2 separate regions of the Homo sapiens genome follow, and region 1 is linked to region 2. A link is a contact called in ENCODE Hi-C or POLR2A ChIA-PET data. All regions are on one chromosome and are shown on one strand. Each heading gives the region's core, a stretch centred on a gene start or an enhancer-like site at or near the end of the contact. The rest is flanking DNA. Distances are from core to core; before and after follow the strand shown. Region 1 overlaps MAP3K4 (mitogen-activated protein kinase kinase kinase 4). Region 2 overlaps PRKN (parkin RBR E3 ubiquitin protein ligase).

The links. A loop is a pair of places that touch in the nucleus more often than their neighbours do. ChIA-PET counts read pairs that join two places held with the same protein, here RNA polymerase II (POLR2A). Pooled maps may share reads with other maps.
Region 1: a pooled map shows a loop between it and region 2 (2.4-fold over the local background). The contact joins two enhancer-like sites. A Hi-C loop is called at or near these places in 1 of 168 maps with a recorded cell type or tissue (IMR-90) and 5 of 50 pooled maps. POLR2A ChIA-PET finds 5 or more read pairs at or near these places in 1 of 52 experiments (AG04450).

What each region holds. Positions count from the first base shown.
Region 1 is chr6:161,034,972-161,041,395 of GRCh38, reverse strand. All of the region lies in intron 2 of MAP3K4 (mitogen-activated protein kinase kinase kinase 4), which reads right to left. Among named protein-coding and RNA genes, the nearest start is that of MAP3K4-AS1, 46 kb to the right of the region's middle. RefSeq lists an enhancer at 2,535-2,604. Within about 2 kb of position 3,160, at least 15 of the 41 ENCODE cell types and tissues checked have a DNase peak (open chromatin) inside an H3K27ac peak, as active enhancers do.
Region 2 is chr6:161,372,476-161,378,382 of GRCh38, reverse strand. The region is part of intron 10 of PRKN (parkin RBR E3 ubiquitin protein ligase); the gene reads left to right. Among named protein-coding and RNA genes, the nearest start is that of AGPAT4, 100 kb to the right of the region's middle. RefSeq lists enhancers at 2,666-3,206, 4,401-4,550. Within about 2 kb of position 2,747, at least 11 of the 41 ENCODE cell types and tissues checked have a DNase peak (open chromatin) inside an H3K27ac peak, as active enhancers do.

The DNA of each region.
Region 1 (6,424 bases), core at 1,911-4,410, 340 kb after region 2:
AGGGTTAGGGGAAGGACCAGGGATGACTGGCAGCGTAGAGATGCCAGTAGCCTGCACTCCAGCCCCCAGGGGCTCCTGTTAAGAGATAGTTACCCACAGACAGGTGCTGGGAAGGCATCAGCGTGGTCAGCATTCATGGATTTGCCGATAGGTAGTCAGGTTGGGTCCTGAGAAAGTGAATCCTAGAGCTATATGTTCCTTGGGCAGGTGCTGGAGGTAGGGCTGGTCCTCCTGCTATTCCTTGGGCTGGAAGCCACCAGGCCCTCCTTCCAGGGCAGCAGTTCTAGCTCTGCTCCACCTTGGCCTTCTCCTACCCAAAGCCTTCTCCTACTCACACTCTGGACATGGCTGCTTCACCTTCTCCTCCAGGTGGCTCCCAGGCTTCTGATTAAGCCAGCCCGTGGAAGACAATCTCCCTTTCATTAACTCAACATCAACAGGTTAGGGAGGTTAACTGCACCTGCAGAACCCACTGGCCAGCAGCATGCAGAACAGTGTTTGATCAATGGGGAGAAAGTGGGTGGACCTCACAGGAGTCACTGCCTCCCTTCTATCCCTATTTGCACAAAGATAATATCCTCTTACTGAACAAACTTGTTGACATTTATGACCTTTTAAAAAGTCTTTTCTGTAAAACCAGCAAATGTGGAGTTGGGGGACTATCTCTGTTCTTGGCTAGTGTGGAAGAGACCTTGTAGCCTTTGCACTAATTTTGAATTTGCTATGCATCTGATGGCTTTATCCTTTGAGTGCAACTCATGTCAGGATGAGCAGTTTTGTTAAATTCATGGTAAATGTTATCTAGGTCAATGCTTCTTAACCTTATTTGGGTCACAGACTACATTTGCGAATCTGATGAAAACCATGGACTCCTTACAAAAATGCACACATGCACATAATAAAATCTGCATTCAGTTTCCAGGGACCCACAATCCTCGTGATTGCAATATAAATAGGGCTTTGATAACTTTCTTTGATTCCTCACGTTTTCTAAATAGTTGCATTCAATTAAATACTGTGATTCAAGTGAGACATTTCTGAAGCTGTATATATCTGTGTGTGTGTAGGTTGCACACACACCATGTAAATGTCTATATATAGTACTTGTATGTAGCCTCATATTTCCAGTAAATTTCATACTGGCCTTATGCATTCAACCACAATCCCCAACTATATTCTCCTTAGTAAAGATAAATATAAAATGAGAAATAGGCAAATTTAAACAGCTAAACTGGCAGATTTTTATATTACTAATACAGAAAATACAAAGAAACGAGGTATTCATACATTGTTGGTAGGAGTATCAAAATGAACTGTCCTTTTGCAGAATGACACGCACAATATCTACCAAATTAAAACACACATACCATTCAATACAGCAATTCCACCACTAGGTATCTAATCTACAAAAATACTCCATATATGAGTAAAGATAAATGAACAGAGATGCTCCCCGCAATAGTATTTTTTGTTTGAAACTATGGAAACACACTATAGGGAACATGGTTATAATGATCCAAACAATACCTTACTTTAAATGTCCTTACACAGAACAATGGCCTCCACCTATTACTAAGTGGAAAAGAGCAGTTATATGTTGGATGTTCTAATTCAACTAACTTTGTAAAATTCCATAATGCTGTATTTATGGTGTGCATCTCTCTTATCTTTACAAAACTAAGAGCTTATTTACAGGCATTCTTCTTAGTACCAATGTTTTATCTCTAATTTCTCCTGTCTATAACTTCCCATTCTAACATGTCACTGGTAATGATTTGCAGGAAATTAGCACTATTATAATTCCATCAAATAATTTCAATGAGTCAATTGTCTAATCACACATATGCACCACAATTAGGGCTATCAATTTTCTCAAGATCTGAATTTACAATTATAAAAAACAAATACATGACAATAGTAGCTACTCTGAGCCTACAGAGGTAATAACATTGCAAGAATCATACCTGTATAATCAGTTCATGAGCATGGCTACCATAGCTAAAAAGCCAGTATTGCTGGTTCTTATCTCTTCCTCTAAATAGTCCCCTCAGTTACCTTTCTGAGTCCTTACATTCCTTCAGGGATGTACTTGATGTTTTTTTTTTTTTTTTTTTTTGCATTTTTGCGGGTTCGGGGCTAGGGGAAGCAAAGACAGTATGACTGACCAGATTCTAATTCCCCAAAGCTTTACAATGAATGCATGTAGCAGTTAACTTCCCAAAGTAACCTACAAACCCGACCTGGTACCGCTGCCTTGAGCAGTCGCCTCCCACAGTGAATTTGGGCCAGCCTCATGGAACTAAAAGAACACAACAGAAGTGACACTGCACAACCGCGGAAGCTAAGGCCTAAGAAGGCCTGCGATTTCCACCTCAGTCTCTCAAAACACTGGCTCTGAGGAAAGACAGCTGCCGTGTAAGAAGTCCAATTACCCAAGGACCACCCTGGGCTAGCCATGAGGAAGATCACATGGAAAGAAAACTGTGCCAGCAGCCCTCAGCTGTTCCTGCTCTCTCAGCCCAAGTGAACAGACACATATGTGAGTGAGGGAGCCATCGTGGATGTTTGACATCCAGCAGACACTATGCAGACAAAAAAAATGAGGGCTCAGACTTAGGGCCCCAGCCAAGCCAGGATGTTTCCAGCCAACTGAGCTATTCCAGCCAAGGCTCCAGACATCCTGGGACAGGGATGACCTGTACCCTGCCTACACACCTGAACCACAGAATCATGAGCAATAAAATAATTGCTCTTTCATGCCATTAAGTTTCACAGTGGTTTGTTACACAACAATAGATAATCTGAAAAATGCAAATGTTATTGGTGACTATTTAAAAGATGAGTCCAACTCTGACCGCAGTTCTAAAGTTAATAGTATGACTCAGAGATCCTTTGTCTGTTGCAGTGAGAAAGAAATAATGTAACAGTTCACATTTCCTTGGACAGCTTTTTAAATAAATCTGACCAATCTAATTAATTCTAAAAAGCTCCTCAAAATACTGAGGGGGCCAATATATTATTATGAGTCACATGCTAGTCTGAAATACTAGTCTTCCTGACTCAGCTTTGAGGTCACAGCACAAATGTCACTTGTTCCAGAAGTCTTCCCAAGCCCAGGTCTTCTCAATACTGCCTCCTGTGTGCATCCAGATGAGCCTGTACTGTTGGTCATTTGTGTACTCCCTACTTGACCTGGAACTAGGTCTTATTCATCTTCCAAAAGAGCACATGCCTATGGAGTCACTCAAATGCTGATTCAATGGAAAGAATGGAGGAGAAATAAGGAAAGAACAGAGGGAGGAAAGGAAAAAAGGAAGTGAGGAGAGAAAGCGTGAGAAAGGCAGAAGAAAGAAAAGAAAGGAAGAGGATGAAAGGAAGGATGGAAGGAAGGAAAGACAGGCAACAGCAACAGTAACAAAAAAAATGTACTAGCAGCATTATGTAGTGAGATAAAGCGAAGGACTAGGAAGACATACAAGGAAATGTGTAGTCCAGGCAGGACAGAAGCAGGAACAGTAGCTACACGACTTGAGACAATCATTTAATCTAAGACTCAGGGTCCTAAAAATGGGCACACCATTTAATAAGGATATGTCAACAATGTAATTATTTAATTTTGCTTTAAGATTTAAGTCAAGAAAAAAAGTAGTAAGTGTTGGGAAGAAATCCTGACTTTACAACCGGTCATGGTTGCTCGTGCCTATAATCCCAGCACTTTGGGAGACTGAGGCAGGTGGATCACCTGAGGTCAGCAGTTCGAGACCAGCCTGGCCAACATAGCGAAACATCGTCTCTACCAAAAATACAAAATTAGTCGGGCATGGTGGCGCATGCCTGTAGTCCTAGCTACTCGGGAGGGTGAGGCAGGAGAATTGCTTGAACCCAGGAGGCGGAGGTTGCAGTGAGCTGAGATCGCGCCACTGCACTCCAGCCTGGGCAACAAGAGTGAAACTCCGTCTCAGAAAAAATAAAAGAAATCCTGAGTTTACAATAATAATGATGATAACTAATACTGAATACATAATCCTAACAACACTATAAGGCAGATGATTTTACAGATAGAGAAACGAGATATGGAGGCTGCATACGCAGAAGATAGCGGAACCAGGACTGGAGTCCGGGTGATCAAGCAACCAAGATTCTGCTTTTGTCCACCATGCTGTGCTGCAATAGTCTGAGAACAAATAAATTCTCAAAGACTATTAACCACCACAACCAAGACTAAGACATTAAAATGGCCCACTTGTCTACCACTGGCGTCCCATTTCCACCTTGTCTTGGTATTCATAAACAAGAATGTCCGCAAGAAATAGTTCACCAGCTGGCATACATGTGAAGCCACTTTCTAATATACATGTGACTGAGACATTTAAAATTGAAAGCCGTAAAACTTCTCTGAGCCAGTTTCCTCAGCTGTAAAATAAGTACAGGTTTAAAGTCCTTTATCTGAAATGCTTGGGACCAGAAGTGTTTTGGATTTTGGAATATTTGCATTATACTTTCTGAGTAAGCACCACAAATCCAAAAATCTGAGGTTCAAAATGCTCCAATTAGCATTTCCTTGGAGCATCATGTCTGTATTCAAAAGGCCTCAGACTCTGGAGCATGTAGATTAGGGATACTCAAAATTTGTATTATATAAGACCAACACCTCACTGGGTTATTACATTATTCAAAAGATAATTCTTTTGAGGTGTTAAGCACAGTGATTAACCGATAGTAAGCACCCAGTAATTGCTAATGATAACTGTGAAGATGCTGCTACAAATGATATAGCAGCCATTTAAATTAAAAGTACAGGCTATTCTGTGACAAAAAAAGTTCATAAAACATTAAATTTAAGAAGCCATTATAAAATAGTAAAGATAGTACAGCATAAACATATATAGCAAAAAGCTAGAGAGTCTGTAGTCAGGCTTTTACAAATGGTAAAAGAAGCTACTTTTGTGTATTAGGTTTAATGGGTGATTTTTATTCTTTTGTCTGTATTTTCTGAATTTCCTGCAACAAACACATAATCTTTTGCAATAAGAAAAATAATAACTTATTAAGGATTTTGGTGTCCTGGGTCTGCTATCAGATAGCTATAAATCAAAGGGTCTGTGAGCATTAGCTTCTTCATCTGAAAAACGGCAAGAACTTGAGCAAATGATCTCTGAGGCTCCTTCTGGCTCTAAAATTCTATAATTTCATAAAATAAACAATTTTAAAAATTGTGGAAGAAAAGGGCCAATCCTTTCCTTTCCCTCTATCTCTCGCACAGACCAGCAGGACAACAGAACCTCAACAAACATCTAGTGACTGGCTGTCTCACTGATTAGTGAAAGACCATAAAGTCAACTCAAATATTGCCTTCGGATAAGCGTAAACACTGTTGCTTGTACTAGGAAAAAGTCCAAATAGAGTACCAGGAGAACTAGTGGTACAAATAGTCCTGACACTATCTCAAGCCTTCTGGACTTAAAAAGATTTGCTCTGAAGCCCTGGGCCTCAGTTTCTCAATCTATAAAATGGGGAAATTGTGTTCTCAACTCATGTTCTAAAATAGTATGAATCAACAAGAAAAAGCAAGTGTACTACCGGCATCTTCTTACTTTACTAACACGAAGCAAATATTTATTAACTAATGTTGATTCAGTAGATGCTACTTCACTGATTCCTACCATAGATAAGAAACTTCTATAGTCATTTGAGAAATTTCTTTGAGAAAATGTACAATAAATGATTTTCAAGATGACAAATTGCAGTGGGAAATTTCCAAAGGGGTAAGTACAGGCCACAGGTTAAAAAATTACAGCAAATCAAATTTTATAAGAAGTATCTTATGTGGAAAAATCATTTGTGGGAAAGACTCTTTCCTGCTTGGGAACTTCCCTTGTATAGCATCTCACTCAAGCAAATCAACACAACAAAACCCACTTCTCTTGCCCTCCTGCTCTCTTGAGGAAGGGCTCTGATGGGAATGCAAAGTGAAGATGCCACTAACAGCCATCAAAGCTCAATATATGGAAGAAATCTACAGAAAGAGGAAGCAGAACAAAGAGGAAGAATGAACACAGACTACAGAAAGGGAGAGGTAGAAATGAGTGTGAGGTCAACAGGAAGAAATTTCTCAGACAAGATGAAGACTAAAATCCGCATCTCATGCAGTAATAGCTGAATAAATTCCAGGAATATATGGCATTTGTTTTAGGACAAGTGGTTTGCTGAGATTAACAGGTAAATTCTAAAACCACAAGATTCCAGGCCATCACGTAGGGTACAAGGAGGCTGCAGCGCAGTATCGTTCAATTCATCTACCACAAAAAAAGAACAGTTACGTCCCACTAAAAGGAGGTTGGGGGGAAAGAAAAAGCACGAAACTCTCCGTGTCTAATAGAGCAATATGTGGACTTTACGATCCTAAATAAAGAGAAAAGTAGAA
Region 2 (5,907 bases), core at 1,498-3,997:
CGGTGTGGCAGATGGGGGGATGCCCGAGCTGGGGGGCCTGGCAGGGCTTCACCTCACCACCACGCTTCCTCCACACGGGAGTGCCCTGGCCCAGGACTGCTGTGGCCAGTGGCGGAGGCTGGCAGTGGTCCACTGGCCGGATCCCTCCATCTGCTTGTTGAAGTGCTCTCCTGTGAGCTCTGCCATGCTGTGCAAACATGCGGACATGTCCTGCCCCTCCCATGGGTCTGTCCACGTGCCTGCTCTGCAGAGCTCCTTGTCTTACCTGTCCTCAGTCTTCCAGATTTTCTCTGTCCCTGCCCTTAAAGAGGCTGCCAAGACGTTTGCCACTGCTTAGGAGCTTGTATCTCTTCCTAACTCAGGACTCTTTCCTTTCCACACACAGTCCACTGTCAGCTGCTGCCTCATCTGTTTGGGCTGCTGTCACTCAATACCGTAGACTGGCTGGCTTATAAACAACACACATTTATTCCTTCCAGTTCTGGAGGCTCAGAAGTCAAAGATGAATGCACTAGCAGATTTGGGGTCTCATGAGGGACCACTTTTTGGTTTGTAGATGACGTCTTCTAGCTATACCCTCACATGGTAGAAGGGGCAAGACAGCTCTCTGGGGCCTCACAGGATGAGAGGTGACTGGTTAATGCCCTCTCTTTATAAGGGCACTAATCCCATTCCCGAGGGCTCTGACTTATGACCCAATCACCTTGCAAAGGCCTCACCTCCTAATCCCACCGCCTTGGTGATTAGGTTTCGACATAGGAATCTGGGGAGACACAAACACTCGGACCATAGCAGTTGCGTTGCCCAAGGCTCTGCTTATTGACAGGGTCTCCCCTCACCACTCTTTCAACCCTAAAGAGGATTACAGGATAGCGACAGTGCATTTTTGGCTTGCAGCCGTATGTTAAGCTAACTCAATTGTGAACCAAGCTTGGATCCCTCAGTGTGTCATAAGGAATCTCCCCAGCCCGGCCACTACCACCGTGGGGCCATGGTTGTGAGCCCAAGGAGAGGCAGTCATGCCACGGTGTGGATGGCACGGGGGTCTGAGGACCTGCTTGTGCAGCTCGCTCACGCCCCGTGGGCCTGCTTGGGCCTGGGCCTAGATGCCCCACTTCTGTCTTATGACAATTGCTGCACAGATGCTCCAACTCCACAGGGCTCGGTAGCGTGCCAGGGGCTCTCTTTCAAATGGTCCATCGTTCTCAGCTGCTGAACCCCCAAAATCTTTGCTGGGATGCTCTTATTGGCCCGCAGGTAGCCCCACGTGACCTCTTTTCCCTCCACAGACACCTGGAATCCACAGGGTCTGCCTGCGTGCACAGCCGCAGAGACAGGGCGCTTGCATGCCGCCTGACCCTGCCCTTTGCTCCTCGGGGCCCCACTCAGAGCTTCCAGCACTTTCTTCCAACAGTGACAGGCTCCTCTTTGGCCACTGGCGGGAGGGATTCCAGCTCTAACTCCATTTTAGAGTTTGCTTCCTAGGACTATCCAGGCACCAAGTGCCACAGGTTATAGGTTCCCAGGAGAACAGGCTCTGAGACTTGCAGGCAGGGAGTGTCTTGGGGTGCTCTCAACAGCACCTTCAGGAAGAGAAGGAAGCAGGGTTGGGCAGAGGTGGAGTCCCACTGCAGTGCGGTTGCCACAGAAGACTGAGGGGAGCCAGAGGTAGGAGGCTAGAGGTGAGCCCTTCGCATCCACCCTCCACCACTGGGCGTGAGCTGCCCTATCGCCGTGATGTGACGGTGTGACCTCAGTCCCAAGGTGGTGGGACTGGGAGCAGAGCAGAGCACCCCCTAAAAGGGCCAAACCAGAGACACACCAGGCACCAGGAATCCGGCCAGGGAATACAGAGGAGGGGATGGGCTTGAGGTCGGATCTGCAGAACTTGGCAGTGGATTAGAAGACAGGATGAGAGGAGACGGGTTAATGTTGATGCATGAATGTCTAGCTTAGAACGATGGTGGTGCCATTGGCTGGAAGAGGAGACAGAAACAAAAGCAGGTTGTTCGGGGAGACACACATTCATTGTGGACATCTCAGCTAGGGGTTCAGTGGGGAAAGGAGTGGATGCCTAGACCACCTCAGAGGAGAATCCAGGCTGGAGCCAGCGATCAAGATGCAAGACTGACAATCTCCAACGAACTGCCCCTTATCCATGCTCCCCACACCCACACCCACCCCTTCAGAGTTACAGTCCAGGAGAGGCTAGGAGGTGCACCTCCCTCAGTGGAGGACACTGAAGCAGCAGTGGCTCCAGGGAGCTGAGATCTTTTTTGATCTATTTTGCCCCAGCATCTCACCGCAGAGCCGTCTCTCAGCCATTGACTGCCTTCACACACAAATGCAGTCCCAGTATTGGGAGATGGGTGTAATTTATTATTCCCGGAGATCTAGATCCCCGGTTATTTGGGAGTGTATTTTCTGAACTGCTTGTTGGTTTAAGTAAAGCAGGTTTGATGCCACTTCTCTTGAATCCATGACCCTGGACCCGCCGCCTAAGTGGATGTGCAGATGGGATGGAACGGCTGCGACAGATCTCCATTAAAGCCAGCGCGTCGTTCGGGCTCGGCCTTGCGCTGTGAAAAGCTGAGTCAGTGCCAGGACAGCACCCGCCCCTCTGCAGTGCGTTTCCAAGGCACTCAGCTTGTGTGCGAAGGTTTGCTCTGGGGCAGCAGAAATGGCCCTTGGCAGGTCGTCAAAGGCCCGGTTTCATTTCCTCCTCTTCCAGGCAAGTTGCTCAAAGGCTCACAGCCTTTTCGTCGCCTGCCACACAGAGCCAGTAAGATCTACCAAGCTATAAATAATGAAATGAGTGTGTGTTTCGCCGTTTGTAAGTTGCAAAGTATTACAAAATGGTGAAACTTGGGGGTTTGGGTTTTTAAGGCTGAATGCTAAAACTGTCAGGCACTGTGGAGAGAGGAAAGGAAAGATAAGATTGACTGGGATTGAAAGACAAGTGAAGGCATGCTTGCGTGGGTACACACACAGTGACACCACACGCCTGCCCCTGGAGGCCGATCCTGACCATGCAGACCTGGGGCTGGGGCTCTCCAAGCGCTCTCCTGCACTGCAGAAACCCTTCTTCTCTTCTGGACTGTCACTCCAGCACGGCAGAGCACCAAGGCTCTGCAACGCACTTCCCTGGGGTGCAGCTTCCGGCCAGGGGCGTCCTCCCTCTGCAGGAGCCTCAGCACCCCCGGGGGGTTCCCTCCACCCCCAGGAGTTCTGCCTTGAGGGGCATGGCCTGCGGGTCCCCTGAGCTCGCTCACCTGTGGGGGTCACGGCCTGCGGGTCCCCTGAGCTCACTCACCTGTAGGGGTCACAGCCTGCGGGTCCCCTGAGTCTTCCTCTGCACGGCCACAGTGCAGCCTCCACCAGATGCCTGCCTGGCCTGACACATGGGACCCTCCTCTGAAAATGATGCTGTCCTGAAGGCTTTTGGATTCCAGAGGGGTTTCAGGATCCCAGCAGAGTTGGTAAAAAAGGTCTGAATGTAAATTCTGAACCGACTTTGCAAGTCTATACCCTGTATACCCTGTGTACTAGACTCCATAAACAAGCAGCTAGAACAAGTTCGCAATGTGGAAAATATTTTTATAGAAACTTATTGTCACAGCTACACACCACACACACACACACACCACACATATGTCACACATGCCACACACATAAACATAACGCACACATCACACATACACACCACACATATATAACACACATCACACATACACACACACCACACATACATCACACATGCCACACACATACACACATACACACACCACACACATGCACCACACACCCATTACACACACCACACACACATCACACACCACACACATGCACCACACACCCATTACACACACCACACATACATCACACACACCACACACACCACACACCCATCACACACACCACCCATATGCACCACACACCCATCACACACACCACACATATGCACCACACACACATAAACATACACACCACATCCACATACACCACACATACACAACACACACGGCGCACACATATACATAACATGCACACCATGCGTTACACACACAACACACGCGCACCACATATACCACACACACATACATACACACCACACACACTGCACATACAGCATACGCATATACACAACACACATACACACAGAACACACACCACACACAGATACATAACACTGCACACACTCGCCACTCACATACACACCGCATACCCCACGGGCATTTGGAGCTCCTCAAAGGAAAGCGCCCCTGGCAATTCTCTGCACACCCCACTCAGTATCAGGAGGGAAGCAGCTGCAGTGCGCCTCTGATGCACCAGATGGCGCTAAACCCTTAAGGAAAATGCTGGATTTGTCCAGAAACAAAAATAAAATGACCTGGGGGAAAAGGGAGTGAACGCCACTTTGAAAGGCACCCCAGCCACGCCTGCATAGTGGCCCAGCCGACAACAGGCAAGAGGGAATCGAAGGACTGTGTCCCCAGGAGGAGCATTTCTGAGAGGTGTGCAGATTTGAAAAGCTAACAGCTGGATCCTGGCCCCCATAATTCCTTCATTAAAAACGGGGCTGGCAGGGGGGACAAAATATTGTCACTCCACAGAAAAGCATGTTGACCATGTGTGAGGAAAACGGTTCACCTGCTCTACACTTGTTCCTTGCAAGCACAGAGGCATAGCCCGTTTAAACTCAGCACCCCGCAAGCACAGAGGTGTAGCCCATTTAACTCATCACCCCTGCAAGCACAGAGGCATGGCCATTTAACTCATCACCCCTGCAAAGCACAGAGGTATAGCACATTTAAACTCAGCACCCCTGCAAACACAGAGGCATAGCTCGTTTAAACTCAGCACCCCTGTAAGCACAGAGGCATAGCCCATTTAGGCTCAGCACTGCTGTTCTCCAGGGTTGCATTTACCTTCTTTCAGCAAGGACTAGGTGTTCCCACCCGTGTCTGAGGAATCCAAGACAAGCAGAGGGGGCTTGAAGTCAAACAGATCTAGTCTTAAACATGAGTTTCAGCCTAGCTGTGATGGGTAATTTTCTGTGTCAATGTAGCTGGGCCACACAGCCCAGTTGTTGGAACCAGCAGTAGTCAAGGTGTCGCTGTGAAGGTATTTTTGTAGACGTGGTTAACATCTATACTCAGTTAACTTTGAGGTCAAGGAGATGACCCTCTATAATGTGGGTGGGCCTCACCCAGTCCATGGAAGGCCTGACGAGCAAAGACCTCGGTTTCCCAGAGAAGAGAAAAATTCTGCCCTACCGAGTGTGGTGGTTCACACCGGCAGCCCCACACTTTGGGAGGCCAGGGTGGGAGGATCACTTGAAGCTAAGAATTCGAAACCAGCCTGGGCAACAAAGTGAGACCCCATCTCTACAAAAAATATTTTTTAAAGATCAGCAGAGGACAGAAGCATGTGCCTGTAGTCCCAGCTACTCGAGAGCCCAGGATTTCCAGGCTAGAGTGAGCTATGATCTTGCCACAGCACTCCAGCCTGGGCAACAGAGTGAGACCCTGTCTCAAAAAAAAAAAAAAAAAAAAAATAGGGTCTCTCTGTCTTTGTTGACCACAGTGTATGTAGACCTTCTGCGAGCAGTAGTTCTCCGAAGCTCTGCAGGCTAGCGACATCGGCATCACCTAGGAATTTGTTGAACTGCCAGTCCTTGAGCGCAATCCCAGACCTATGGATTCAGACCCAGAGGGGTAGTGGGGGAGCCACAGCACAAGCGCTTCCGGTGCCGCTGGTCTGAGAGCCGCCGTTCTGCTAATGGGGAAGCTCCACAAGGCAGGGATTGTTGGCTTGCTATTTGTCATCTCTCTTGTTTACTGGGATGTATCCCCAGGGTCCAGGACAGTGCCTGGCACATCTTAGACACCCAACACATGTTTCTTG